2 separate regions of the Homo sapiens genome follow, and region 2 is linked to region 1. A link is an interaction called in ENCODE POLR2A ChIA-PET data of the cell type or tissue named here. Cell type or tissue: endothelial cell of umbilical vein. All regions are shown on one strand. Each heading gives the region's core, and the rest is flanking DNA. Links, peaks and the distances in the headings are about the cores only. Region 1 has its middle 78 kb from the start of CTLA4. Region 2 overlaps NBEAL1 (neurobeachin like 1).

What was found. Peaks named below come from ENCODE experiments on the same cell type or tissue, not always from the same donor. Only the 100,000 strongest peaks of a DNase experiment are listed, where the experiment ranks them.
Region 2: POLR2A ChIA-PET joins it to region 1 with 7 read pairs; 3 of 35 experiments call an interaction of 5 or more read pairs at or near these places.

What each region holds. Positions count from the first base shown.
Region 1 is chr2:203,783,993-203,796,542 of GRCh38, reverse strand. No RefSeq gene overlaps it. Among named protein-coding and RNA genes, the nearest start is that of CTLA4, 78 kb to the left of the region's middle. In endothelial cell of umbilical vein, for the core only: no CTCF peak of the experiment used is centred there; DNase peaks (open chromatin) are centred at 6,262 and 6,732; H3K27ac peaks cover 1,040 bases.
Region 2 is chr2:203,162,282-203,174,831 of GRCh38, reverse strand. It overlaps NBEAL1 (neurobeachin like 1), which reads right to left. Exons shown (of 56, transcript NM_001378026.1): 37 at 8,535-8,683; 38 at 7,472-7,605; 39 at 4,981-5,085; 40 at 2,809-2,904; 41 at 1,979-2,103. Among named protein-coding and RNA genes, the nearest start is that of CYP20A1, 70 kb to the left of the region's middle. In endothelial cell of umbilical vein, for the core only: no CTCF peak of the experiment used is centred there; no DNase peak of the experiment used is centred there.

The DNA.
Region 1 (12,550 bases), core at 5,257-7,756:
GATGAATGAATGAAATTAAGTAATTAAGTGAAAGGGGAAGCTGGGCTGTTCTAAAGCTGGTCTAGTAACGCTTCTGCTTTTGTCATATTAGTAATGAAATAGTCTAGCTTTTTTTTTCTGCCTTCTCTTCAATATTTCATGTCAGGCTGGCATTTCCTCATAGTGGATCCAAAATACTAATTTCAGAGCATATTCGTATTTTCCTATCTGCAATGCCTTATAGTTCTGTTTTTTGAATACAGAGATTTTTGACCCAAATAAAGATATTGTATTTCTGCCCTTAATAGTCCACATATGGATGAAATGCCATAAATAGTGAAAGAACTCTAAAATACCTTGACAACATGCTTATAAATGTTTTTTGTCAAAGGAAACTTTTGCACTTAAATTTTTTAAGTTTCTCGGGGTTTTTTAGGTTTATTGGTTTCTCTTTTATCATAAAATATTATAAACTCATTACAGAAAGTTTGACAGAACAGAAAATAATAGAAATAACTATTTATAAATACACATAATATCACTTTTGAAAAACAACCATTGTTAGTATTCTGGTGCACTCTATTTCCTTTTGGTCTTCTTTCTGTGCATGAGACTTTTTTCTGCAAGGGCAGGAGATACTTTTATACCTATCACTTCTTGTTTCTCTTAACCTTTAGTGTTGAAAAGGGGTTGGTCACCCTATAGTCTTTTTAAACATCATTTCTAATGACAGCCAAGAAAGATATTTATTGCATTATTATCTGGGCGGCAATATCTATGTCCAACAATTGCAGAATAGTTAAGTATATCTACTTGAATGCATCTAGTACAAAGTATTTTCTAAATTTACATTTATTTCCTTAGAAGGTGGAGATATATACAATTCTTCACCCCAAAATTTATGAGCTCTGCCCCATCTTGCTTTGTGGTATCTCTGACTATTAAATATTAACTTTAACAGGTTTGGTAAAAGCCATCCCTTAGTTTCCTAATAGTTTGCTATTTATCTATTTGATGTCCACAATTGCTTAAACTTGCTGCCTTGAATACGAGAGAAAAGATGGCAGATATTCCTAAAGGCTCTTCCAATTCTCAGGCCTGCCAAAGGACCAAATTGCCAGTTTTCCCTGCTTATTGCAGCAAGTGAAACAATACAGTTCAAAAACATAGAAAGGCAAGGCTAATTATATCCCTCCTACCCCCCACTTCACTTCCACCCCCTGAGGAGACCCATACTAACAATTCAGTGGACATCCTTCCACCTTTTTCCTTCTTCCTGGTTCATAACACCACTACAAGCATGCATAAAGAGACACGTTAGAGATTCTTACTAAGCTATTTCCAGATGAAACTATACAGTGTTTGCGATTTGCTTAAAATTGTTTATTTGCTTAATTTGCTTGAAAATTTATTTATATGTAAATATACACACACATACATCCTTTTACGTAAATAGGATTATATTTCACATGGTGGGCCCTTTTAAAACAGCCTCTGTTTTTCTAACGTTCTTCTATCTCTTACATTCATGTCCATCCAGTTATCCTGACCTACTCTCCACCCTCACACCTCATGTTAACAACCAGTGTGTGCCCTTCTGTACTTTTTATATACACATAGCCACATACAAGCATATTTATGCATATACATATATACACAGATATTCATAAATCATCAGATAAATGGTAGGATTTTGACACTGGTTACTTTACAAGCATGGGATCCTACTATGCTTATCTCTTTACGTATCTGATTTTTCTTCTTCAACAATAATTTGTGGCAATCCCTGTGAGTCAATTGTTTTCATTCTTTTTAATGATTACATGTTATTCTATGATGTAAATGTACTCTTATTTATCTATTTCCTTATCTTTACTCATTTACACTATTTCCAGTCTTTTATCACTAGAGCAATGCCAAATAAACATCTCGTATTCATGTTCTTACCTACTGCTGCTTATATTTCTTTCTTTTTTTTTTTTTTTTTGAGACGGAGTCTCGCTCTGTTGCCCAGGCTGGAGTGCAGTGGCACGATCTTTGCTCACTGCAACCTCTGCCTCCTGAGTTCAAGCGATTCTCCTGCCTCAGCCTCCCAAGTAGCTGGAACTACAGGCATGCACCACCATGCCCAGCTAATTTTTTTGTATTTTTAGTAGAGACGGAGTTTCACCGTGTTAGCCAGAATAGTCTCAATCTCCTGACCTCGTGATCCGCCCGCCTCAGCTTCCAAAAGTGCTGGGATTACAGGCGTGAGCCACCGCGCCCGGCCTACTGCTTATGTTTCTATGACATAGGTCCTCCACAGTTGGGATTGCTGCATTAAAGGATATATGAATTTTTAGTTTTAAAAGATGTAACCAAATTGCTTTCTTCACAGCCTGTAAGAGCTTAACAACATAAATGTATAAGAATTCGCATTTCCGTCTCCATCAACAGTGGGTGTTTCATACCCCTCATGCTAACAACAGTTCAGAAGAGAGATCCCTTATTTCCACTTTAATTTGCATTTTCTGCTAGCTAGTTTAAGCATCTTCTCAACTCTTCTTATATCATATTGACTATTTAGATTTGCTCCTTTAAGAACTATTTACTCACATTATTTGCTCATTTTTTTCCTATGAGTTTTAAATAGCCATCTGAATTACAAATTTTTTCCAACTCTCTCATTTGCCTTTTGAGTTTGTTTATAGTATCTCTTACCTGGTAAAGAGGATTTTTGGTGTCTTGGTTTGTTTGTTGGGTTGTTTGTTTTTGAGCCAGTGGTATAAAACTAGCTCACTCTAACCTTACATTCCTGGGCTCAGGCAATCCTCCCACTTCAGCCTCCAAGTAGTTGGAACCACAGGCGCCTGCCACCACACCCAGCTCATTTAAAAAAAAATTTTTTGGACCAGACGTTGTGGCTCATGCCTGTAATCCCAGCACTTTGGGAGGCTGAGGCGGGCAGATCACAAGGTCAGGAGATGGAGACCATCCTGGCTAACACAGTGAAACCTCATCTCTACTAAAAATACAAAAAAATTAGCCAGGCGTGGTGGTGGGCGCCTGTAGTCCCAGCTATTCAGGAGGCTGAGGCAGGAGAATGGCATGAACCTGAGAGGCGGAGCTTGCAGTGAGCCAAGATCGCGCCACTGCACTCCAGCCTGGGCGACAGAGCGAGACTCCAACTCAAAAAATAAAAAAATTTGTAGAGACATGATGTCGTTATGTTGCCCAGGCTAGTCTTAAACTCCTGGCCTCAAGTGATTTTCTCATCTCTGCCTCCCAAAATGCTATGAATACAGGTGTGAGCTACCTCATCCAGTTGTATTTTGTTTTGTTTTGTTATGCTGCAAATATTTGTCTTTATATATCATATAGTAAAATATTTCTGCCTTTTATAGCTCCTGTGTTGCCTGTCTAGTTAAGAAGTTCTTCCCTCACCTTCCAAGTTATATAGTTAAGTCTCCTAGATTTTTTCCTAATCTTTTATGGTCTTTCTTATCACAAAGTGCTGGAATTACAGGTGTGAGCCACAGTGCCTGGCCAATTTTAGCTACTTTCTACATTAGTTTTCTCTTAGGTTATATGCAGTCAAATAGTATAGTGCATTATCCACTTTTAACTATACATAGTTAAATGGATATAGTTATCCATTTCCATTTAACTATACATATTGCAAGATTCATTTCATACCATTAATTTCTCCCCAAAGTATCTTCTCCTATCTTGAGGTCTTTGGATTTATCTGTTGTTTGCTTAAAATCTTTCCGCAAGTAAATTACTCAGATTTTGTTAAGGTCCTCTTTGATTATTTTATTTACTCTTCCTCTCTATGGCTGCCGGCCCCGGTGGTGAAGTGTTATTTTCTTTGGTCTCGTCTTGAAGATACTTTAGTAGTAGCGGTCTTGAGAGTGTTGGAAGTGCAGCAAGCTCTGATCTTCTGACCCATTGCATCACTGAAAAAGTTTCTAAGCCTCTGCTGAGGAATTGGGAGGATATTCCTCTTCTCCATGGGCCTCTCATGCTCACTCAACCTCAGAAGTGGAGAGAACACAGCCTTCCCCTTCAGCCTCCTGGGAACCAAAAAGACAGGCACACTCCTGCTAACCAATGTTAACCTTCTCCCTGAGTGCCCCATGGTCCAAGCCTTCCTCAGGAACTGCAGCTTTCAAATCTTCCCCAAGGTTTTGCCTGGGTTTTATCTGGCTTTAGGGTAGTAGCAGGATTGGAAGTTTAGCTACAGCTCTCTGGCTGATGCCCTCCAGGCTCCACCTACCTCCCAGCCCCAACTCCTAGTTAGCCAGGAAGAGGTTGGAGGTTGGAGTGTTTAGTAATTAAAGAGAAGGAAAGGTGAGACTTGCTGAGCCATCATCTTTCCAGCATGCCCTGTTCCATGTTTAATATATACCTTGATTATGTAAATATCCACAACGATTTAGTGTTGTCCTTCACTGATGTAGGATGTGCTCCTCCTTCAAGTAGCTCCCTCACCTTACCCAACACCATCTGACCCAACTCCATCTCCTTCAAGAGCTTCCTGCTTAGTTGATGCACCAGTAAATCCAACTCTAAGGGATCTGGTTCAGAAAGCACTGGGGGCATTTATATTCTTTTATTTGAACACCTTTTCTCTAGGGGTTAATTCCCCACTGTGTGTATCTTGAAGTGGAAGCCAGAAGGACCCAATAATTTCCCTCATCCTTAACACATAAAGTAAAGGACATTGGTTTCGCCAATCAGATGCTTTCATCAGACACTTCGACTCTTGTGGTGGTGACACAAAGATCTAGGGATGGCTGAGAAATTGTATGTGTCTCCAGATGATCTGGAGAGTCTTCCATTTGATTAGGTTCATTTGAATTTAATCAATGAGGTCATAGTCAGCAGATCAGTTAGCACAAAGTTGGTTTATTTGTTAGGATTTGGTTTAGCAAATAGTCCCAAAACAATAGTGACTTAAATAAAACAGCTGTTTATCTCCTCCTCATATGAATAAAGTCCAGAGGTAAGAGGTCTTAGGCAGGTATGAGCCCCTCTATGGGGTCAGAAACCCAGGTCCTTCTATCTTTGCTCAGCAGCACTGTAGTTCTGTCCTTGTCTATATTTTCCAAGGTGACTTGCCATTCCATCCACACTACAAGCGCAGGAAAGAGGACCCCAGTAGGACACTCTTTTCCCTTTGAGAACATTTTCACAAAGTTACAAATTAACCTCTGCTCACATATGATTGGCCATTATTTAGTCACATGCCCATACCTCACTGCCTATATCCTAGGTACCTTTGTACCCAGCTACGAATTTTGTCGCTATGGAAGGAGTGAATAAATACTGGTACAACGGAAGTTTCTTCACAGTTGATGAATAAAATCAACTTTCTATGAAAAATGATTTTCTACTTTAACAGCTTTCCTCATTGAACACTCTACAAATGTAATCTTTTATAACAAACATTCAAAGTCCCAAGATTATAAGTCAGCAGGTTTGGAAACTATTAAAACTATTAAAATTCCATTATTTCAGAAAAAGTCTTTGTTCTTTTTATCAAAGAGCAGTAGACAGAAACTCAATATAATAAGAAGAAAGGGAATAGAAACTAACCCAAATTTTATGGTCCCTGGTAGGCAAACATTTTCTAACCTGCTTTCTTATCTCTCACAACAAGATGTCAAGAAGCCAACTCAGAGTTTTGTATTCCCAAACACATGTATCAACAGTTTTTTATTATCTCAAGATTCCTATTACTAAAGATTTTAATTTATGACTTCAGCTTAATTTTAATCATGGCTGAATTAATGAATTTGGGGCTTATGTTTTTTTAGGTCTACAGTCATCCATTCTTCTGTGCTAGGGTCAACTCTAGTTGTTTTATAAGAACATCTAGAAGTGCTGTCTGCTTACTGGGATTCTCCCACAGCACATGATTAGAGAAGGTGGATGACTGTATTTAGATGTAAATTTTCAGTGGATTTCTCAGGTTCCTCACAGCCTTAAAGGCTTATCCAGGAGTATAACCTAGAGTTCACTAGAAGTAATATTTGTGAAGGACTCTTCATTGCATTGGGCACACTAAAAGTTTATCCTCAAATCAAACCATCAGAAATTTGTACACTTGTGTTTTGTGCCTTGTAGAATTAATTTCACTGATGTGAGTTTTGGCATTGCGTCATAGATATTAAAGTGTATTGTAAAGAATGGCCCTGTGAAACTTGTTATTGTACTTGCAGTAAAGATGATGTCAAGGACATTATTCACTGACTTTCCCTGTGATTCATAAAAAAATTACTATTGTCTCATCCTAAAGAGTAGTAGGTGGAATCCAGGGTGGGTTGGCTTCAGCTGCCCTGGCATATAGGCCGAAGGGCAATTGTCAGGATAATGAATTTTAACACTGCCTAGAGAACAGATGTTTGGAAATCAGAGCATTTGCTTGTGACATAAAACTCAGAACACAACTTCTAAACTTTGAAATTACCTCTATGGATAGAGCTCCAAGTGCATTTTCAGGACAGAAGAAGCAGATCATGACCTGAAATAAACATAGACACACACACACACACACACACACACACACACACACACACACACACACCAGTGAAAGAGGAGAAATAGAAAAGCAGATCAGCCCAGGGGAAAAATATATCAAAGAAGTCCATTTCCACCAGAAGCCCTCCTTGCTTTGGCAATCATGGGATACTCAGCCTGCTTTCCTGCTACTGCCAGACAGCCTACAGGAAAAGCTGCTTTTAACAATAATTGTCAGCCTGGAAAAGTTTTCCCCAACCCTTGTTGTTGGCAGCTTGGGGCAGAAATAGGAGCTGGATTGATTTTTGTTTTTTAGCAACTGCTAAACCTGCAGTCTGAAGGTCAATCATGAAAATAGGAGAATCTGCATTCAGACTGACATATAAAAGGAGAAAGGGGATAACAATAATAAATAATAATAGAACCTACTTCCTAGAGCTATGAGGGCTAAATGAGGTAATACACACAAAGCCTTTGCCTAGCACATGGTAAACACTGTGTAAGTGATTATCAATTACAAGGTTCAAGTCTACCTTTAGTATCAGTCAAAATGAATTGGCCTTAATATATTATGTAAATAGGCCAGGCGCGGTGGGTCACTCCTGTAATCCCAGCATTTTGGGAGGCCGAGGCGGACGGATCATGAGGTCAGGAGATCGAGACCATCCTAGCTAACACGGTGAAACCCCGTCTCTACTAAAAAAAATACAAAAAATTAGCCGTGCATGGTGGCAGGCGCCTGTAGTCCCAACTACTCAGGAGGCTGAGGCAGGAGAATGGCGTGAACCCGGGAGGCGGAGCTTGCAGTGAGCCGAGATCGCGCCACTGCACTCCAGCCTGGGCAACACGGCAAGACTCCATCTCAAAAAATATATATATATATGTATATATATAATGTAAATGGTCAAGTCATCCAGCCAGCCGTGGGAAGGGAAAATAAGGAAGGAAACAAAGAAACAAAGTCTAGACCCTAAATTTAAGATTAAAAGATTATCTTTTAAGGTTTGGCATTTTGTCTTGTTACAAGTTAGTCTAAAATTGTACTACATAATTCCACTAAGTTCATTCAAAAAAACTGATATTTTAAATAAACGCTTCCTAATCAAGAGGGCAGAAAACTCCCAAAGAGTTTAGAGGATTATGTCAAAGAGTGAACAAATCCATAGATAACAGATATATTTGCATGTTGGGATCAACAAAAAACAAACTTGTAAAAAATAACCAATCTTAGAGGCTTCTCCTCAAGCAAAACACTATTATGTGGAAAAGTGATAAGGAAATCAGGGCACATGGTGTTCTTTTTTTTTTTTTTTTTTTTTCCAGCCCTTTGGTCAATGTGCAACATGATGTTCTTCAAAGAGATTAATGCTTTTCTATTTCCAATAATGGCAGGCCCGTTTTTCAGACCAATCCTTTCACTGAAAATAAATGAAGGTATGTATCATCTTATGGACTTTCTTCCTAGGCTATTCTTGGCACAAGGCACACAAGCATGAATAAATTGTGATCTCCACATTCAAGGAGTTCATAGGGACTGTGTTCAGAGGCGACACAGAAAAAATCAAAGTGGGGTGAGTGAAAGAAGTTAATTTTGAACTATACTTGAAGGCTAGGAACTGCCAGAGTGGTGTGGGGAAGGTATTGCAGGTAGAAAGCGTAAGCAGTTTCCAGAGGGAGGGATTTAAGTCCTGGGCACAGACAGCAAGTGAACTGGCTATGCTAAAGCAAAAGGACCCTATTGAGGACTGTAAAAATCCAGGTACTTCCATATGACCCCCACAGTACCTAGCACAGGGCATTTGAAGAGTAGGTCATAAATATATTCTTGTTGATTACTTAAGTCCACCTGACTCCAGGGCAATGTGTACTTACTATAGTAGGCAATGAAGTTAAAGAAACATGAAGGGGTAGAGAGGTGAATCATCGTGTGGAGGGAATATTGTTGGCCTTCAATTCTGAAAAACTGGGGAACTGAAACTAAACTAAAAAATCTGAACAAACTCTTCTGGCATCTCGGTTTATTTTGGTCTGTCAAGTAAAGGACAAGAGATGTGCAGAGAAATTCCTCCAAGATTCTGAGTTAGAAAGGTACTAGTGACTTCAGTTGAGACAACCTTCTCCTTTTCCACTTTTTCAATTCCTTGGCCTGCTTAAACAATTTCTTTGGCTCTTCTTTCCATAAGCAACCTTGCTACCTGACAGAAGTGGGTTATGGGGCATATCCATGATTTTAACTAGCTCATGAAGAACCTCCTCTTTTCTTTTATTAAATCTGGAGGTTATTTCTCGAGCAATTAACTCATGGTGATAAAATATCCAGCAATATACTTTTCACCAATCTTTAGAATAAACGTAAAAATATTTAGATTTTGTCATCTGTTTTTGTTGCTCTGTATGAAATAGGATTTTTAAAGGAAGCTTCAACCTGGTAGTCATAAATAAATGACTAAATTAGCTTTGATTTTAGAAGCTTATATTGATGCTTGCTTTTCTGAAAAATTCAGTTTCTAAGAATATGCAAGTTAAACACTTGAATTATAGTGGTCAATATGGATTTACAATCGCAAAGCATAACTAGTTTCATGGCCTACAGAAAGCCTTTTTCTAGTCCTTCCCTTTTGACATAAATGCAGAACCTCTGTGTTGTAATATTAAATGGAAACATCCCAGAAAAATAATCCTCCAAGTTTGTCCAAATTGCTGGTTTGGCTTTAAGATCCAACAATTTTCTTTCAGATGTACCCTAGGGTACAACGAATTGTCATGGGGTTTTCCACATGCAGAAAAGTTTCAAAGTTGCAGATTGAAAACCTCCATTGAAACAAATGCATTATGTCACTTGAAATAAGAGCATCTGTACATACTTCACAAAATAATTTTCTTTGTTCAGCAGAGGAAGGCCAGATGATGCAATATCTAGCTTCCAGCTGCGCCTTCCTCACTGGCAATTCAGCCTCTTTTAGCGCTATTTGAAAGACTCCTGACCACTTACTGTGCAATTTTGATGTGCTTACACTCAATTCTTCATCTCATCACTGACAAGGAATAGGGAACAGAAATTGTATGAGAATGCATGTGTCCACAAAGCAACAGAACGATGGTTATCTTTCCCTCAGGCATTATTTTTTAAACACAAACAGCACCAAAGGAAGAGGGAAATCAGTCAGAGGCCTTGGGGATTCAAATGGAGGAAATCCTCCTACAGGATGAAGCTACACATCCTATAGAAAGTACACAAACAGCATTGTAAGCTGGATGTTGTTATATTTCTCTGAAGTTTTACCTTTTCCAAACTCTTTAAACCATGAATTGTTTTATTCTGCCAAAATAGATGAGCTAATAATTTGGCTGCCTGCTATTAAGGGAGGTTAAAAGACAAGCAGAGAAAAGTCCCGTAAATAAAACATAACCAAAATATTTCCGTTGATTTAAATATAGTCTTAGCACTTTAGAATTGACAATACTATCAGGGCCAAATGTTGAATAACAAATAATCAAAATAAGAGTGTTGAGTTGAAACAGCTGTCAAATCGGCCATTTAATGAAGGAGAAAAAAATGTTACAATTGTTTCATAATGTGAAGACATCTGCATGTCTGATAAAATTTTTAACTTTTCAAATTGGTATGGAGGGGAGCATTATTATTGATTGCCATTGTCTAGCCTTTGATAGTTCTGAATCTAGAAAACTGGACTTTTACTTATTTTCTGAAACTTTGCCCCAAGATAGATCTCTATGCTCCGGTATAACAAAAAAAAATTTTAATAAACAAACAAGATTCATGGCTTCGAAATGTCTTATATGGACCTTCAAATGCTTCATGGTGCACCACCACTGGTGGGATGTGTCCTTCGTTTAGACTCTTAGAAGCAATCAGGTGTTTTTCCCTCTTACCCCTGCCCTCTGACCTGCATCCTATTGAGAGATGACAGCGTGCTGGCAGTCCTCACAGCCCTCGTTCGCTCTCGGCGCCTCCTCTGCCTGGGCTCCCACTTTGGTGGCACTTGAGGAGCCCTTCAGCCCACCACTGCACTGTGGGAGCCCCTTTCTGGGCTGGCCAAGGCCGGTGCCGGCTCCCTCAGCTTGCAGGGAGGTGTGGAGGGAGAGACGCAAGCGGAAACCGGGGCTGCGCGCGCGGCGCTTGTGGGCCAGCTGGAGTTCCGGGTGGGCGTGGGCTTGGCGAGCCCTGCACTCGGAGCAGCCGGCCGGCCCTGCGGGCCTGGGCAATGAAGGGCTTAGCACCCAGGCCAGTGGCTGCGGAGAGTGTACTGGGTCCCCCAGCAGTGCCGGCCCACCGGCACTGCGCTCGATTTCTCACCGGGCCTTAGCTGCCTTCCCGCGGGGCAGGGCTTGGGACCTGCAGCCCGCCATGCCTGAGCCTCCCACCCCCTCCGTGGGCTCCTGTGCGGCCCGAGCCTCCCCGATGAGCGCCACCCCCTGCTCCACGGTGCCCAGTCCCATCGACCAGCCAAGGGCTGAGGAGTGCCGGCGGACGACACCTGGACTGGCAGGCAGCTCCACCTGCAGCCCCGGTGCGGGATCCACTGGGTGAAGCCAGCTGGGCTCCTGAATCTGGTGGGGAAGTGGAGAACCTTTATGTCTAGTTCGGAGATTGTAAATACACCAATCAGCACCCTGTGTCTAGCTCAGGGTCTGTGAATGCACCAATCGACACTCTGTATCTAGCCACTCTGGTGGGGCCTTGGAGAACCTTTATGTCTAGCTCAGGGATTGTAAATACACCAATGGGCACTCTGTATCTAGCTCAAGGTTTGTAAACACACCAATCAGCACCCTGTGTCTAGCTCAGGGTTTGTGAATGCACCAATCAACACTCTGTATCTAGCTACTCTGGTGGGGCCTTGGAGAACCTTTGTGTCTAGCTCAGGGATTGTAAATACACCAGTCAGCACCCTGTCAAAACAGACCACTGGGCTCTACCAATCAGCAGGATGTGGGTAGAGCCAGATAAGAGAATAAAAGCAGGCTGCCCAAGCCAGCAGTGGCAACCCACTCGGGTCTCCTTCCACACTGGGGAAGCTTTGTTCTTTCGCTCTTTGCAATAAATCTTGTTACTGCTCACTCTTTGGGTCCACGCTGCTTTTATGAGCTGTAACACTCACCGTGAAGGTCTGCCGCTTTACTCCTGAAGCCAGCGAGACCAGGAGCCCACCAGGAGGAACAAACAACTCCAGACGCGCTGCCTTAAGAGCTGTAACACTCACTGCGAAGGTCTGCAGATTCACTCCTGAGCCAGCGAGACCACAAACCCACCAGAAGGAAGAAACTCCAAACACATCCAAACACCAGAAGGAACAAACTCCAGACAAGCCACCTTAAGAGCTGTAACACCGCGAGGGTCCGCGGCTTCATTCTTGAAGTCAGTGAGACCAAGAACTCACCAATTCCGGACACACTATCATGACTAGAGATGTGCACCGACGCCAAACCCAAAAAGTTAACTTTTTTTTTTTTTTTTTTTAAGATGGAGTCTCGCTCTGTTGCCCAGGCTGAAGTGCAGTGGCGCGATCTCGGCTCACTGCAAGCTCCTCCTCCCGGGTTCAGGCGATTCTCCTGCCTCAGCCTCTGGAGTAGCAGGGACTTCAGGTGCCCGCCACCACGCCTGGCTAATTTTTTGTATTTTTAGTAGAGACGGGGTTTCACCGTGTTAGCCAGGATGGTCTCGATCTCCTGACCTTGTGATCCGTCCGCCTCAGCCTCCCAAAGTGCTGGGATTACAGGCATGAGCCACCGCGCCCGGCCCCAAAGTTAACCATTCTTTAACCCAAAAAGCTAGGTGGGTTTTTGCTTGTTTGTTTTGTTTCTGTTTTCAAACCAGCACGACCTGTGGTGACCAGTAATGGGAAAAATGGAAGAAGCTCTCTAATCCTGTCCGCAGCTTCCCTGCCCATCACTCGTGCACACCCACATCCCCCTCAGGCCCACAGGGTTACTTTATGATGACCACTGGCATGTTTAGATTTCTCAGATGTAGGAAGAACTTCAAAGCACAAATTCCTTTCATGGGGACACAAGTTTTAAACTATGTTTCATAACTGTGAGCAAT
Region 2 (12,550 bases), core at 4,522-7,021, 620 kb after region 1:
GCAAGCTCCGCCTCCTGGGTTCACATCATTCTCCTGCCTCAGCCTCCCAAGTAGCTGGGACTACAGGTGCCTGCCACCACGCCCAGCTAATTTTTCTATTTTTAGTAGAGACAGGGTTTCACCATGTTAGCCAGGATGGTCTCGATCTCCTGACCTTGTGATCCACCTGCCTCAGCCTCCCAAAGTGCTGGGATTACAGGTGTGAGCCACCGTACCCAGCCTGGAATAGTTTTTGTTATGCAATAATAATACATGTTCATTGTAGAAAAATTAGAAAATAGAGAATCAAAACAGAAGAAACTTAAAATCAACTATAATTCCACATCCCAGAGATAATTAACACAAATTTTTTGGTGAATATCTATCCTAATGTATGAATTAATATACAAATATTTTTCACATAAAAGTGCTACATATATTGTTCATAACAATATATTTTTCATTTAACAATTTTTCACTTAACAATTTTCTACAGACATCTTTCCAAATGACTGAGTAGTCTATTTTTAACAGGTACATAATACTGTATAGATGTACCACAATTTAACTATTTCTTTACTTTTTAGACACTTAGATTGTTTCCTTGTATTTTTTTTTTTTTTTTTTTTTTTTTTTGCTAGTATAAAGCACTGTGATAATTAAACATCCTTTTGTGGCCAAGGTAACAGGAAAAAAAAAAAAGGAAGAACCAGTCAAGAATTGTGAAAATTGATACCTAGAAATCTAAAGGTAAAAGAAAAAAGAGATGGTGGATAGGAAAAAGGCCTAAACCAGATTATTACCAAAAGATATACAGTGATTCTTCAAGGTCTATCACTGATACATGCATAATTGGTCTGAATGGTGACATCTGAATTAGCGTGTATAAAATCTAAATAAGAATAAAAGATTTTTGTAGGCCATAAACACTGAATTTCAAAAACCAAAATAGTAATGGGTTCATTAAGCTGAGGCCAATTTCCTTTTACATACTACTCATTAATATTCAGGAGAATAAAAAAGTTTTCAGGTCAAAGCCATTTGTATCTATGCAAAAATGTACCACTAAAATGTAAAACAACTTGTATCTTTAATTACCAATAAAATAAGTTATTTATATGAGTGTTTCCTTAGAACACTGTTTTAAAGAATTATAAAATCTTCTTTTGGTTATTATCAGAAAAAAAAGTTTGACTAATGGCAGTGATGGTATACATATATACACAGCAAAGTTCCACTGGTAAATCAAGTCAAATCAAATATCAAACATTATAAAAATCCTAGGGAAGGTTTGCAAAGAAAAAGTAGAAAAAAAAAGTACCACCTACTTTCATATCAATCTATAACTAAGTTAATGTGTAAAATAGTTTTGTCCTTATTATTAGAATTCAAAACTCAAAAGTCATCCCTAAGTTCACAGGGAGAAAAAGGGAAATTAAAATCAGGTTATTCTGTTGCCTGTGGGCAGCTTGCCTTGAAAAAATTAATTGTGAGAAGTTGACAGGGTAGATCATAAACAGAACTATAAAATCTTCTTCTTCTTATCAAAATGACATGTTCTAAATTGCCACACATTCTCTCTTCTTTATTCACATTATTACTGAAAACACATCAGTATAAGTTGTATATCTACCCAAATATTATATTAGACAGATACTTTAATATGTTTGATTATTAAGTTATAAAGTTTAAAACATCTGGGAAGAAAAATTTCAAGAATTTATTACTCTTTAGCACATACTTATTACATGGTAAAAAGAAATTCTGAGCAATATCAATTTAAATTTGGTGATGAAGGGAAATCAACACAAGTATAGTCAAGATTTCTGAAAGGCAACCAAGTTATTTTCAAGAAAACTTAGTGAAGTAATTATCAGACTCTGATTATCAAAAGTAGTAGTACGATAAAAAAAAAATTTTTTTGGTTGGCCATAGTAAAAAATCAATACAAATTCAAAGAAGCAATGTGTATTTTATAAAAGGAATAAGAAGCACTTACTTTTCTCTCATAGCTTTGGCGTTTTTTTCATTAACTACCCCAATTGGTTTGGAAAGATCTCGAAATACAGCAGGGTTATTAAGGTCCAACTCTTCCGAAGTATAATCTTGTAAAATCCAGGGAAACTAAAAGAGCCATAATTTACAATTTAGACATTCCTTCCTAGAGAAGCTAATATCCTCATATCTAATATCAAATGGTTATCTAAAGACAAAAAGGGATAGTCTCTAAAAATATTTTTTCCCTGTTGTAAATATCCATTCATCTTTAGTTCAATAACCAGAAGCATTATTTCCTATAATTCCACTGGAATCTTTTCTTTTCTTTTTTTTTGAGACAAAGTCTTGCTCTGTCACCCAGGCTGGAGTGCAGTGTCATGATCTCGGCTCACTGCAACCTCTGCCTCCTGAGTTCAAGCGATTCTCCTGCCTCAGCCTCCTGAGTTGCTGGGATTACAGGTGTGCACCACCACGCCCAGATAATTTTTGTATTTTTAGTAGAGACGGGGTTTCACCATGTTGACTAGGCTCGTCTCAAACTCCTGACCTCAGGTGATCCACCCGCCTTGGCTTCCCAAAGTGCTGGGATTACAAGCATGAGCCACCGCACCTGCCCCACTGGATATTTTCAAGGAAGTGAAAGAAAAAAGGCTTTTATTTAAATTAGTTTTCATGTTTATATACTTTTTGAAAATAACTGGGTAGAAAACATACAGAAAGGCCAAAGTGTTTTTATATTTTTTAAATAAAAAATAAGTATCATGTATATACTTATGTGATTTATAAAACTGTAGGGCAATTCCACATTTATAAGGTTTATGCAAAACTTACCACAGGATACTGTGCAAGGTCATTATAGGTTCGTCCTGCCATTGTATTTATTTGAATGAGGTAGTCAAAATTTGATATCTCTCTGTTTACCCATTTCTAGACAGCACAAAAAAGAGCAATATCAAAATTTAAAAATCTACATCTCTTAGACATTGGTAGCTATTACTGACAGTACCAAGAATGGGCTAAAAAAAAAAAAAAGGTACAACAGGGAGATAAATCAATATACTTTTCCTAAATTTACTTCTTTTAAAATATTGGTCTCTAAAAAAGGAACAGAAAATTCAACATAAATCTTATACCACAGTCTAGGTCTTGATAAAAATTCTTTCCTAAAAAAAAAAAACCTTGTCTTTTCTTCAATTACATGTTTTATTTGAATACCTTAAAATTTTTATTTTATTTATTTATTTATTTCAGAGAAATGGTCTCACTTTGTCACCCAGGCTGGAGTGCAGTGAAGCAATCACAGCTCATTACAGCCTCAAGCTCCTGGGTTCAAGCTATCTACCTGGCTTAGCCTCCCAAGTAGCTAGGACTAAAGGCATGCCCTATTACACTGGCTAATTTTTTAAACTATTTGTAGAGATGAGGTCTTGCTTTGTTGCCCAGGCTGGTCTCAAACTCCTAGCCTCAAGTGATGCTCCTGGCTTGACCTCCCAAAGCATTGGGTTTACAGGCATATGCCACCATGCCCAGAATAAATGTCTTAAAATTTCACATTTTATTTTATTATTTCATTTTTTAAATTACTTTTTTATTTTTGAGATGGAGTTTCACTCTTGTTGCCCAGGCTGGAGTGCAATGGTGTGATCTCAGCTCACTGTGACCTCTGTCTCCAGGGTTCAAGTGATTCTCCTTCCTCAGCCTCCTGAGTCGCTGGGATTACAGGCACCCACCACCATGCCCAGCTAATTTTTTGTATTTTTAGTAGAGATGGGGTTTCACCATGTTGGCCAGGCTGGTCTCGAACTCTTGACCTCAGGGGATCCACCAGCCTTAGTGCTGGGATTACAACTGTGAGCCACTGCATGTGGCCTAAAATTTCGAATTTTAGGACTATTCCACTTAGAAATTTTTGTTACAAATTGAAATTTTCATAAGTATGCATATTAAAAAACAGTGTCTTGATATATTAAAACTATCCAACTATTTTAATGAAACATTACATTAATTATCCTCAGAGGATACTTAGGTGTAGCCCAATTGTTCTTGAGTGCCAAGTTGAGGGATCAGCACTTAAAGAATAAAGTTTATTGCAGAGGCAACAGGAAACGTACTTTATTAAATAAAACTTTTTTCACTGGCAATAGTAAAGAATTGCTGATGGGTCTTGAATAAGGGCAACACTTAAGAAAGATTAATGTGTTTGTGGGAGGAAGGAGACAGCCAGGAAGCAAAGACCCTGATTAAGAGACTACGAACAGTCCTGGAAAGCCAAAAACAACGGCTTTCCTTTGCGTCCTGGCAGAACAAATCCAAGTGACACTGGGATATAAATAAGAATATAATTCATGAGAGCATTAATTCACTTTGGCTGGTAGGAGAATTGGCATTTTTTGGCCCTTTCCAGGCCCTTTTTAAACCTCATGCATTGATTATTTTTATTATTAAGATTTTAAAACCCATGTTATTATTATTATTATTATTTGTGACAGAGTCTTGCTCTGTCGCCCAGGCTGCAATGCAGTGGCACGAATCTTAGCTCACCACAACCTCCGCCTCCCCGGTTCAAGCGATTCTCCCACCTCAGCCTCCCGAGTAGCTGGGATTACAGGCGCCCGCCAACATGCCTGGCTACTTTTTGTATTTTTTAGTAGAGATGGGGTTTCACCATGTTGGCCAGGCTGGTCTTGAACTCCCAACCTCAGGTGATCCGCCTGCCTCAGCCTCCCAAATTGCTGGGATTACAGGCGTGAGCCACTGCGCCCAGCCTTATTTTTTAAAAAGAGAAAATTATTAACGGATATACCCATGAACTGAATGATACAGGAGGTGGCAGGGAGGGCACTGTCTGTGTGAGGGAAACAAAGGAAGATTCAAAGATAATTCAAAAGATCAGTCTGAATGGAAGAACAGCAGTTGTAAAAATCAAAGGAAAATCAGAAGAAGTCAAGTTTTACTTAAAATGAAGAGCAGAACAGTTCATTAGAGACTATTACAATTTCCTACCTGTGTCAATCCTGATGCTTTGAATAACTCCTGTGGTGATCTGCTTCCATAATAACTATTTGGGGAATGAAGTGACAACAGTCGGCTATATATTTTGTTTCTAACCTATAAAAAACAGCATTTTATACTTTAAAAATGAATCAAGACAAACTTGGAAGATTATGGTAGTCACAATAGCTGTATTGAGAGACAATTCACCCTTTTAAAGTATACAACTTAGTGTTGTGTGTTTTGTTTTGTTTTGTTGAGACAGTCTCTGTTGCCCAGGCTGGAGTGCAGTGGTGTGATCTTGGCTAATTTTTTTGTATTTTTTGTAGAGATGGGGTTTTACCATGTTGCCCAGGCTGATCTCAAACTCCTGGACAACAAGTGATCCTCCCACCTCAAGCTCTCAAAGTGCTGGGATTACATGCATGAGCCACCACACCTGGCTTCAGTGGTTTTTTTTTTTTTTTTTTTTTTTACTATATTCAAACAGTTGTGTGACTATCACCATTATCTAACTTCAGAAATTTTTTATCACCTCAAATAGAAATCCCATAGTCACTAACAGCTACTTCTCAATTCTGCCTCCTTCCCATTCCCTGACAATTATTAATCTAATTTCTGTCTCTATGGGTTTGCCTGTTCTGGACATTTCATATAAACAGTAGATTATGGTTTTAATTACCCTATTGTACTTGCTGAAATCAAGCTATGTATGTTTACAAAAATTATCATGTATAACGGAAATATTATTAGACTTGGAATTAGAAAACTTGCTCAAGTATACTTCAAATTTAGTTCTGCAATTTACTAATCATCTTGGCAAATAAATTAAATTAAACATAATACCTATCCTTATAGTACTGTGAATTATTCAGGGCTATACAAATGCAAAGTTATAAAATTCACTTATAGTTTCTTTAACTATTAAAAAAGGAATAATGGAAATTGCCTTTTTTTTTTTTTTTTTTTTGAGATGGAGTCTCGCTCTGTCACCCAGGCTAGAGTGCACTGGCGTGATCTCGGCTCACTGTAACCTCTGCCTCCAGAGTTCAAGCAATTCTCCTACCTCAGCCTCTCGAGTAGCTGGCATTACAGGTGTGCATCACCATGCCCAGCTAATTTCTGTATTTTTAGTAGAGATGGGGTTTCACCATGTTGGGCAGGCTGGTCTCAAACTCTTGACCTCGTGATCCAGCCACCTTGGCCTCCCAAAGTGCTAGGACTATAGGCGTGAGCTATCGTACCCAGCCAGAATCTGCCTTATTTATTTACCTATTTTGGAGACAGAGTTTCACTCTTGTTGCCCAGGCTGGAGTGCAATAGCGTGATCTCGGCTCACTGCAATCTCTGCCTCCCAGGTTCAAGTGATTCTCCTGCCTCAGCCTCCCAAGTAGCTGGGATTACAGGCATGTGCCACCACGACCAGCTAGTTTTTGTATTAGTAGAGATGGTGTTTCACCATGTTGGCCAGGGTGGTCTCGAACTCCTGACTTCAGGTGATCCACCCGCCTCGGCCTCCCAAAGTGCTGGGATCACAGGCGTGAGCCACTGTGTCTGGCCAAATTTGCCACATTTAATCTCATGGTTGTTATAAAGATTAGCTACTTTATAGAAATGTACTTTAAAGACAATAAAGTTATACAAACACCCAGTACTTAGCAGGGGCAGACTTAGTTTAATTACATGACACAGCTTTCCATAAAACACATGCTTTGTATTTTCCTATGAAGGAAAACTTTCTTGTAACAGTAAAAAGACTTTTGTAAAACTAGAAGAATGGTCTTTAAACATCTTAATCAAATCCATCAATAAGTCAACCTGGGTTCCACAGAAGAATGGAAAATTAGTTATTGTGTGTGCTAATGTGAGTCTTCTGAAAAGCAGATGCCAAGACACAATTAAAATGCGAATATTTTACTAGGGGAGACGCCTACGAGAGAAAATGGGAGAGCTATGCAAGGTGGGGAGAGCTGTCAAACTGTAATAATACCTGTCTGACCTCAAGTGAATGAGAGAGGGGAGGAAGGCCGGGCCCAAGCATTCTCAGTAATGAGCCCAAGCTTACACAGCTACTGGTGGAGACAGTACACGGACCCTGGTAATGTGGCTTTAGAGCATATGCACTTAACAACTTACATTACTTAAGAATTTACTATATTCCTAGAAGAAATAGATTCCTCATTATTTTTTAATTTGAAACCAATCTAATTTTATAAATCTTGTCATAGCTTACATATTGTATATTACATCACAAGTGAATGTAGTGAGGCACTAAAAATTCTACTTTATCTAGCCATATATATAAAAACTGAGCTCCCCCAAAACTCAAACGTATATAAATCTCAACAAAAATTCATACACTGATTAGCCCCCAAAGTATGTATTTTTTCCTCTAACATTTTGTCTTGATAAAAGAATACAGCCCAAAGTTCCATTAGAGCTCACTAGCTGGAAACGTATTTAAAGCTAGCATTTTGGGATTTCCTGAAACCATAATACATACCTCTTTTTTGAAATTGAGAAAGTAGTTGGATTGGTCAACATGAAAAATCTCAAGGGCTGATCTTCTTAAATTGTAACGCCGGAGATGAATCTCTCGAATTTGAGAATGAGGCCACTTGAAATCAAAGCCTACTCCTGAAAACGGAAGAAATCTTGTGACTGAGATACCATATAAAGTTACTCATGCTAAGTAGAAAATACCTCTTAGTTCTTGACAAAAGGTTTTAGGAAAAAGGAATTCAATTTCTGTACTATATAAACCATTTGTTAAATGTGTTGGATATTTAAACTGGTTCTTTTAAACTATTTTAAAGTTCTATAACTATTCTACTGCCTTCCCATTAGAATACAATATAATTCTGAATACATCTCAGAAACAGTTTTCCTTTTCTCTGTATGCTGGCATCTTAGATTTATTCATCCTTTTATTATCACATAAAGGATGACATGAGAAGCCTATAGGAATAAGTACACATACAAAGGTATGATAAAATGAAGACTATATTAGGTTGGGTGCAGTGGCTCACACCTGTAATCCCAGCACTTTGGGAGGCTGAGGTGGGCAGATCACATGAGTTTGGGAGTTCGAGACCAGCCTGACCAACATGAAGAAACCCTGTCTCTACTAAAAAAAAAAAAAATACAAAATTAGCTGGGCGTGGTGGCACATGCCTGTAAGCCCAGCTACTCGGGAGGCTGAGGCAGGAGAATCGCTTGAACCCGGGAGGCAGAGGTCTCAGTGAGCCGAGATCGCACCATTGCACTCCAGCCTGGGCAACAAGAGTGGAACTCCATCTCAAAAAAATAATAATAATAAACACTGTATTTTGTAACTTAAGTTTACAGCAATTCCCTCTAGCCAAACCCTTAAAAATGCATTGATAATTTTTAAAAAGCATTCCCTTCCACACCTTGGTGAATAACAAATTTGACCCCTTACTGACTTTCCATTTCTCCCTTCACATGATAGTTATATCTTACTGCTTTCTTCTTCTCATTCATGATTGATAAATTAGATACTTAATTATTGAACAGCAAAAATTATTTTTTCCAGAACTCCTCACCATCTTCTTTTTCAATGCTGCCATCATAGAAGTAAATGTGTTGAGTAGTGATTTCTAATCTGCCAGGAATTACATCAATTATTGTAATGAGTTCACAGTCTTCCATCAATACCAATTTTTCTTTTTGATCCTGTTCTTCTTTCTCATCACTGTAAAAACAAGAAGCCAATAAACAGAAAAATTCAACCATTTATTTTTCTTAAATAGAAAAGAATGCCACATTTAAATATAATCTCTTTTTTTTCTTTTTTTTGAGACAAGGTCTTGCTGTCACCCAGGCTGGAGTGCAGTGGCACAATGTCGGCTCAATCACTGCAACCTCTGCCTCCTGGGCTCAAGCAATCCTCCCACCTCAGCCTCCCAAGTAGCTGGGAATACAGGTGCATGCCACCATGCCCAGCTAATTTTTATATTTTTTATAGAGGTGGGGTTTTGCCATGTTGCCCAGGCTGGTTTTGATCTCCTGAGCTCAAGGGATCCACCCACCTCGGTCTCCCAAACTGCTGGGATAATATGCATGAGCCACTGTGCCTGGCCTCAAATATAAATCACTTATCTGTCAAATTAATGTCCAGGAAAGAATATCTGAATTACCCTCAAGAAGTATTCTGCATATTAAATTACTTAAACAGTATCCAAATATTTTTATTACTCAATGATTCAGTTTCATTAAAAATAAGCTTTACATCCTGATTTTATATGACCCATTATAATAAAACACAGTGAACCTGTAAAACAATTAGCAGAGGACAGCTGAAAAATAAGGCAATATTGGTCATGTCATTTTAGTTATATTCTGGGAGACATGAATTGACCCACAAAATACAGGAATCTGTGACTAAGACTGCATTGTAGTGGTGTTTGTAAATAATAATTAGAAGTACTAAATATGAATCTTAAACTATAAAATGAGACTTTCAAGAGTAACTAAAACTAGAGAGCATTACCATCATAGCATTCCCCTAACAAGGGAACTAGAGATAATGCAAAGAGCTACTATTGCCATACCTTACTTAAAGTGAAGTCACCATATATTAGGAGGAATATTATTTATATTTGCTGGAGGAAGTAACTGGAGAGACAGTCTTTTGGTGGCCTAGGTGACTTTAACTGCCAAGTATAGAAATAGGAGCTCCTGGGTGGGCGCGGTGGCTCACGCCTGTAATCCCAGCACTTTGGGAGGCAGAGATGGACGGATCACCTGAGGTCGGGAGTTCAAGACCAGCCTGACCAACGTGGAGAAACTCCGTCTCTACTAAAAATACAAAATTAGCCAGGCGTGGTGGTGCATGCCTGTAATCCCAGCTACTTGGGAGGCTGAGGCAAAAGAATCGCTTGAATCTGGCAGGTGGAGGGTGCGGTGAGCCAAGATTACGCCACTGTACTCCAGCCTGGGCAACAAGAGCAAAACTCCATCTCAAAAAAAAAAAAAAAAAGAGAAATGGGAGCTTCTACCACTCACAGAATGTTATTCAAGTAAATCTTTTAAGCCAGCTAACTCTCTGGTCCTAGACATTTCATATCTGCCTCATGTCCAGGGTACCAATGACTAAGTCTAATTTTATTTTTAGTGGGTTTCCATGAGAAGTTCTGTATCACCATTTTAAGCTTGCAATGTTGCAATCATTTATTTAAAACTAAGCTTTTCTTTTTTTAAAAAATAATTACTGGAAAGAATGTTTTCCCAAACACTGAAATACTAATATTTACAGTGATAAATAGAGCCATGAGTAACCCTAAAAAAGTAAATAGTCTGAGGGTTATTTATATTAAATGACAAAAAGTATTTTGGTTCTTCAGTGTAAAACAAATGAGTCTGACATCCATTAAATTCACTAGTCATCAAAGAAAGAAAAAAAAAATCCCAATTACAAAGCCAACTGAGTATCTACCAAGATAGTTCCCTATATAACTGCCCCTACCCAGTACCCTGAAAATAATAAAGGAAATCTAAAAAAAATTACTGAACTAATACAAGTAAAAGTCCTGATTATGCCACCAAAGGATACTACTGAATCTAGTCAATTTGTAATATATATATATTTTTAGATGGGGTCTCACTCTGACACCCAGGCTAGAGTGCAGTGGTGCAATCTTTTTTTTTTCTCTCAAAGATTGTACAAAGTTTTATTTGACATGCCAAAAAAGGAAAAGTTAGTTTTTAATCACATGTATTAATATAATAGGTATAATCTATTAATAAATTTATAAACTTCTATAAAGCAATTAAGAAAATAAACTGAGGAACAGACTGAGTAAAAATATGCACAAAACATCTGAAAAAATTCTTGTATACAGAATATATGAAAATATCCTACAGTTGAATAAGAAAAAAGACAACCAATTAAAAAATGGGCAAAAGACTTGAACAGACATTTCACAAAGGAAGGGTCACCAAACACATAAAAAAGAACCCAACAACTATACATAAGGGAATTGCAGATTAAAACCACATCGAGAATGATCATAACAGCTTTATTCAAAATAATCCCAAACTGAAATAACCCTGGAGATTAAAGAAATTGTGGTATATTTAAACAACAAATACCACTCATCAATAAAAAATAATGAACTACTGATATATACAGTTGTGTTTCCTGAGTGAAAAGAACTGGGAACAACAGAAACATGGTATGATTCTATTTATATGAATTTCTGGAACCGGTAAAATTAATCTGTAGTGGAAAAAAGTCTAAATTGCCTTTGGGAGGATGAAGGAGGAAGGATTGATTGGGAAGAACACAGAGAATTTTCTGGGGAGAAGGTGATTTCAGTATCTTTTTGGGGTGAGGGTTATAACACAGGTTATGAGTATTTGTCAAGATTCATAAAATTCTACAGTTTTTAGAATATATAAAAAGAATATAAAATTATTTTTATATTTTACTGTTTGTAAATTTTACCTAAAGAAAAAAGGACTTTAAACAAAATTGAAATCTGTTTGCTTTTTTGCAGTGGAATGAGTTAGCAACTAATGATATGAGTTAAGCAATTCTTAAAGCACTTTCTGTGTATTCTAGGCTTGACTAAATAAGTAGGCTTATTCAGAGTAATGGTATCCAGGTTTTTCACCTGTGGAGAAGGAGTTACAAATATGTTAAAGAGAAAGTCTATATTTATTTATCTGTTTATTTCTTTTTTGAGATGGAGTCTTGCTCTGTCACACAGGCTGGAGTGCAGTGGTGCAATCTCAGCTCACTGCAACCTCTTTCTCCCAGGTTCAAGAGATTCCCCTGCCTCAGCCTTCTGAGTAGCTGGGATTACAGGCACTCACCCCCATGTCTGGCTAATTTTTGTATTTTTAGTAGAGACTGGGTTTCGGGTTTCATTATGTTGGCCAGACTCAAAACTCCTGACCTCAGGTGATCCGCCTACCTCGGCCTCCCAAAGTGCTGGGACTGCAGGCGTGAGCCACCGCACCTGGCTGAGGAAGACTATATATATATTTTTTGTGAGACTTGGTCACTGCTCTATTTATTTGAATACAATGTTGTGCTTTTTGATATTATATTAATTTGCTACAGTATTGAAGTCCTACATGTAATCACTTATTATCAAACAATATATTTTTGTTAGAGAAAATCTGATAAAATCACTGCAATCTTGCTTCATTGTAACCTCCACCTTCCAGGCTCAAACATTCCTCCCACTTCAGCCTCCCAAGTAGCTGAGACCAAAGGCTCACATCACCATGCCAAGTTAATTTTTTGTATTTTTGGTAGAGATGGAATTTTGCCATGTTGTCCAGGCTGGTCTGGAGATCCTGAGCTCAAGTGATCTGTCCACCTCGGCCTCCCAAAGTGCTGACAAATTGAGGGCCACCATGCCTGGCCCTCAATTTGTAATATTAAAATGAGCTTCAAAGAAATATTTGCCATATGTAGTTTATAATGTAAACAAATAATATATTTGGGACATAGCTACTCATTCTTGGCTGAATATGTGGCTTTATCAACATAGAAAGTTAAATATTAGGCTGGGTACAGTGGCTCACACCTGTAGTCCCAGCACTTTGG